2 separate regions of the Homo sapiens genome follow, and region 2 is linked to region 1. Evidence: chromatin loops called from intact Hi-C (ENCODE). Cell type or tissue: ascending aorta. All regions are shown on one strand. Each heading gives the region's core, and the rest is flanking DNA. Links, peaks and the distances in the headings are about the cores only.

Region 1 (2,915 bases), core at 313-2,812:
GGGCTGCAGTTGTAAAGATAAGACATCATTTAACGTGCTTTGCCTCTTCCAGTCATCTTAGCAAAATATCCTTCTGTTTGTTATAAAAATTGACTAATTCTGGCTGGTAATTGTGTAGCGCTGGTGCACTTGTAAGGAAAGAACCATGTATTTGTATTCAAACCCAGCTTTATTGAGGTATAATTTACATAACATAAAATCCACCCATTTCAAGTGTACAATTTAATAATTTTTAATACATTTACTTAGTTGTGCAGCCATCCCCAAGATCCAGTTTTAGAACATTTCTATCACCCCAAAAAGATGCCTCATTCAGTAAATCCCTGTTCCCACCTCTAGCCCTAGACAAACTAGTCTACTTTCTTTTACAGATGTCTTCTCTGGGTATTTCATATAAATGAAATAATATGACATATGGTCTTTTGTAACTTACTTACTTCATTTTGGATGTTTTCAATGCACATTCATTTTGTAGCATGCATTAGTACTTCATTTCTTTCTTTTTTTTTTTTTAGAGATGGGGTCTAGCTGTGTTGCCCAGGCTGAAGTCCAGTGGCTTTTCACAGGCACAGTCATACCACACTGAATCTTGAACTCCTGAGATCAAGCAATCCTCCTGCCTCAGCTTCCAAAGTAGCTGGAATTACAAGTGCTGGCCACTCTGCCTGGTTACAATTCTTTTTATTGCTGAATAATATTCCATTATGTGGATATCCTATACTTTGCTTATCTATTCATCAGTTGATGGACATTTGGGTTGTTTCTACTGTTTGGCTATTATTAACACTGCTGTGAACATGTACAAAGTTTCGTGTGGACATATGTTTTAATTCTCGTGGGTAGAAAACTATGAGTGAAATTGTTGGGTCACAAGGTAAATTTATGTAAAACCATTTTTTAAAAATTTTTTTGAGATGGAGTCTCACTCTGTTGCCCAGGCTGAAGTGCGGTGGCATGATCTCCACTCACTGCAACCTCTGCCTCCCGGGTTCAAGCTATTCTCCTTCCCTAGCCTTCCAAGTAACTGGAATTACAGGCATGTGCCACCACGCCCAGCTAATTTTTTTGCATTTTTAGTAGAGATGGGGTTTCACCATGTTGGTCAGGCTGGTCTTGAACTCCTGACCTCCAGTGATCCACCTGCCTTGGCCTCCCAAAGTGCTGGGATTAAAGGCGTGAGCCACTGTGCCCGGCCTATTTTTAAAAACATTTCTTTTTGAGATAGAGTCTTGCTTTGTTGCCCAGGCTGGAGTGCAGTGGCGTGATCTCGGTTCACTGCCAACCGCGATTCTCTTGCCTTAGCCTCCCGAGTCGCTGGGATTACAGGCGCCCGCCACCGCATCCAGCTAATTTTTCTATTTTTAGTAGAGATGGGGTTTCACCATGTTGGCCAGGCTGGTCCCAACTCCTGACTTCAGGTGATCTGCCCACCTGGGCCTCCCAAAGTGCTGGGATTACAGAAGTGAGCCATCGTGCCCAGCCTATTTTTATTTTTTAAAAAATTTTTATTTTACTTTCTGGACAGAACAGTGTGAATATATAAAACCATGTTTTGAATCAAGAATGGTATCTTTAGGTTAGGTGTGGTGGCTCATGCCTGTAATCCCAACACTTTGGGAGGCCAAGGCGGGAGGACTGCTTGAGCTCAGGAGCCCACCCTGGGCTACATAATGAGACCCTGTCTCTACCAAAAAAAAAAAAGAATATTATGTTATCTTTTATATTTATAGGACCTGAAGTCTCCTTCCACATCCTACAAGCCTCTACCTCTCATTGAATCTGCTTTTTCTCAAGCACAAGCATCCAAGAGACAATATGTTGTACTAAATAACTTTTTTTGAGGCAGAGTCTCGCTCTGTTGCCCAGGCTGGAGTGTGGTGGTGCGATCTCAGTTCACTGCCAACCTCCATCTCTTGGGTTCAAGCGATTCTCTTGCCTCAGCCTCCCGAGTCGCTGGGATTACAGGCGCCCACCACCGCATCCGGCTAATTTTTGTATTTTCAGTAGAGACGAGGTTTCACCATGTTGGCTAGGCTGGTCTCAAACTCCTGACTTCAGGTGATCTGCCCGCCTGGACCTCCCAAAGTGCTGGGATTACAGGAGTGAGCCACCGTGCCCAGCCTATTTTTATTTTTTAAAAACTTTTTATTTTACTGTTTGGACCGAACAATGTGAATATATGAAACCATGTTTTGAATCAAGAATGGTATCTTTCGGCTGGGAGCAGGCTGGGAGATAAAAAAAAAAGAATTGTATCTTTAGGTTAGGTGTGGTGGCTCATACCTGTAATCCCAACACTTTGGGAGGCCAAGGCGGGAGGATTGCTTGGGCTCAGGAGTTCAAGACCACCCTGGGCTACAATAGTGAGACCCTGTCTCTACAAAAAAAAAAAAGTTATCTTTTATATTTATAGGACCTGAAGTCTCCTTCCACATCCTACAAGCCTCTACCTTTATTCAGTCTGCTTTTCCTCAAGCACAAGCATCCAAGAGACAATATCGTACTAAATAACTTTTTTTTTTTTTTTTTTGAGACAGAGTCTCGCTCTGTTGCCCAGGCTGGAGTACAGTAGCGCGATCTCGGCTCACTGCAACCTCCACCTCCCGGGTTCAAGCGATTCTCCAGCCTCAGCCTCCCAAGTAGCTGGGGCTACAGATGTGCGCCACCGTGTTGGCTAATTTTTTTGTATTTTTAGTAAAGATACGGTTTCACCATGTTGGCCAGCTTGGTCTCAAACTCCTGACCTCAGGTGATCTGTCCGCCTCGGCCTCCCAAAGTGCTGGGATTACAGCCGTGAGCCACTGTGCGCGCTGCTACGTAACTATCATAAACTACATTAAAAAGCATTCCAAGCTGGGCGCGGTGGCTCACGCCTGTAATCCCAGCACTTTGGGAGGCCAAGGCGGGTGGATCAC
Region 2 (2,915 bases), core at 1-2,500, 61 kb before region 1:
TTTTTTTTTTTGTCCATCTTGTTTCATTTGCTTGCCCCGCCCCCGAGACGGAGTCTTACTCTGTCGCCCAGGCTGGAGTGTAGTGGCATGATCTCGGCTCACTGCAATCTCTGCCTCCCGGGTTCAAGCTTGTCCAGGTTGATCTTGAACTCCTGACCTCGTGATCTACCCACCTCGGCCTCCCAAAATGCTGGGATTACAGGGGTGAGCCACCGTGCCCAACCTCACTTGCTTCTTATCCTTACACTCCCCCAGCCCCAGAGAAACTGCCACATACACCACAAAAACCAAACATCCCCCAATGACCTTAGCCCCATTGCTCCATTCACTCCCAGGTGAGAATTCAGGCAAACGTCCACAAAGGTCACAGGCAGCGTACATACGGTTCTGTTATACCCCATATATTACCCCTTCATGTCCTAAAGAAGACATTTTCTCTTAGAGATTTTCATTTTAGTGTATCTTTAAAAAAAAATCTTGTGTTAACTTGCCTCCATCTTTTTCTTGGGTGAGGACACCCAGGAATGACCCTTTTGTGTCTATGATGTTGCTGTTCACAGCTTTTCTTGATAGGCCTAGTACAATCTTGGGAACAGGGTTACTGTATACTGAAGGTCTGACAGTAGCTCTTAGACTCGCCTATCTTAGGTAGTCATGCTGTGCATTTTTTTTTTCATTGGTGTACTGTGTTTGATTTGTCTCATATATTTGGAGTTTTTCTGAAAAATGGAGCAGTAATGCAGCATCAACCTATTAAAATACATTTTAAGCCTTTTAATTTTCTGTGGTGTTTTTGAAGGGGAAAGGAGGGAGGGGAGTTATCTTAGGAGATGAGCAGTAGACTCTATAAAGGTAATCCTTTATGACCTTTGGATTACAGTATTGATCTAGACAAACATGGGGAGGAGGTGGGGATGAGGTGCATCAAATGGCTGGAGGGGTTGGCAAGGATTAGCGCTATTGATACTACATGGAAGTAATGATGGAGGAAAGCTGCCCCTCTGAAAGAGGAAGAAAATGGGCTTAATCCTCATCGAGCTGGGGGCGCGGGGGGGGTCTCAAAATTGGTATTTGTTTCTTAGCAGCTGCTGCTGTGTCCAAGGCTTGGAATTGCTGTGGTGAATCTAAAACTGTCTCAGTAGTGGTGAGCTGACCTCACCCAAGTTCAAAGCCCTACTCTGCCTGATCCTTTTTTCCTGAGCCTCAGAGCTAAAATGCCCCCGAGCTCTTTCCTATTGGCTGGAAAGACGAATTGAAGTTCCCTTGCCCATGTTAGGAGGTGTACGCCTCCTGAACTAAAGATAGAAACAGCTGGCCCTTCCAGGCAGCTAAAAGCCTCCAGACTAAGAGGTGTTCCCCATTCGGCAGCCAGACTCCTTGAAATACCCTTTCAGTAATCATTCAACCAACGCTTCCATGTCTCTACTCTGTCGTAACAAAGGCTGTGGGCAGCACTTTGACCCTAATACCAACCTTCCTGGTGAGTAAAGAATCCTGACCTGGCCAGGGGCTCTGTGTGGGTGTTGGGGACTGGTCAGCTGGGGGGCAGTGTGTTTGAGGAGCGGGGAAAGAAACTACCTGCCCTAGTTTAATTGGTCTGAGTGATCTTACAGCCTTTGCTGGCTTTTTTTTTTTTCTTCACATTATATGGGAAGAAACCATAAATAGAAACCCGGGGAAGAGGTGAAAAATGATACTTGGTATAGTTATCTTCCCTTCCTTGATAACTTCTACTGATGTCCACAGATTCCTGTTGCCATCACCCTGGGGTCCCAATCTTCCATGATGCACTTAAGGTGAGGAGTAGGTGAGGGGGGTTAGCAAGAGCATTTCCCAGAAGAGATAATACCCAGGAAGCTAAGCTGATCTGGGTCTCTTGTTATCAGGGTTGGTCCTGCTGCCGAAAGCGAACTGTAGATTTCTCTGAGTTCTTAAACATCAAGGTAAATTATTTATGTACTTGGATTCTGCCCCCAATAGAAGGATTCTATCCCTAATCCTATCTCCTTATCTATACTAGGGCTGTACTATGGGACCACACTGTGCTGAGAAGCTTCCTGAGGCCCCTCAACCTGAAGGCCCTGCTACAAGCAGTTCACTTCAGGAGCAAAAACCTCTGAATGTGATTCCAAAGTCAGCAGAGACCTTGCGCCGGGAGAGGCCCAAGTAAAGAGGAGGAGGCCCCTGGACTTTTCTTATTTTCATGTAGCTTCCTAGGAGTGATTAATGGGTCATTGAGGACTGGGAACTAGGGACCAGGGATGTGAGGAGGGCCAGATGTCAGGGTTTGGATGGTGTATATCCTGTGCCTTAGGGGAAATTTGTGTCTGGAAATAACGCCCTTTCCTCTAAGGTGGTGTGGGATGATGGGATAGATACCTGAATCAACAGAGTAGATAGCCCCTCACAAATACATCCTTAGTGTATAACACAAAAGGGATTGTTGAGAATGACTTCTCTTTCTAGAAAAGAACTTTAAGATAAATCTCATATCAAGAAAAGGATGTATTGTATTATTGGCAGCCAGGAGACTTCCCAAATTTTGTGGGAATAATAAGAGCAACAGAAGGAAGTCATATTAGGTCCACGATTAGATAAAGAGGAAGAGGATATGACTCAGTTCTGCAGAGAAAAGTGGTTAGGTTTAGAGCAACTGAGTAGATGGGTAAGAGAAGTGCTGGGGATTTCTCTAGGGTTCAGGTATTTGGGATGTCCACAGAGATGAAAATTGGCAATGGGGTTGCTACCCAACCTCTCCAACTCTGCCTCACTTTCACCAGGCTTCTTTAATTCCATTACCATCGGTGGGAGTGTTGGAGCTAGCAATCATAGCTAATGGGTCAGAACTAAATCACCACCCTTAACCCCTAGGTCAGAGTTGCCTCTGAAGCTGCTGCCGCTAAATATATCCCAAG

The links. Peaks named below come from ENCODE experiments on the same cell type or tissue, not always from the same donor. Only the 100,000 strongest peaks of a DNase experiment are listed, where the experiment ranks them.
Region 2: it touches region 1 in a loop (2.9-fold over the local background); 7 of 110 quality-filtered maps call a loop at or near these places.

The regions. Positions count from the first base shown.
Region 1 is chrX:71,360,890-71,363,804 of GRCh38, forward strand. LOC124905198 (a long non-coding RNA gene) reads left to right here. Exons shown (of 3, transcript XR_007068263.1): 3 at 516-944. Among named protein-coding and RNA genes, the nearest start is that of TAF1, 4.0 kb to the right of the region's middle. In ascending aorta, for the core only: no CTCF peak of the experiment used is centred there; no DNase peak of the experiment used is centred there.
Region 2 is chrX:71,300,391-71,303,305 of GRCh38, forward strand. It overlaps NONO (non-POU domain containing octamer binding), which reads left to right. Exons shown (of 12, transcript NM_007363.5): 12 at 1-778. It overlaps ITGB1BP2 (integrin subunit beta 1 binding protein 2), which reads left to right and starts at 1,360. Exons shown (of 11, transcript NM_012278.4): 1 at 1,360-1,480; 2 at 1,747-1,796; 3 at 1,887-1,943; 4 at 2,021-2,166; 5 at 2,872-2,915. The coding sequence starts at 1,417. In ascending aorta, for the core only: no CTCF peak of the experiment used is centred there; a DNase peak (open chromatin) is centred at 1,151; H3K4me3 peaks cover 1,443 bases; H3K27ac peaks cover 1,756 bases.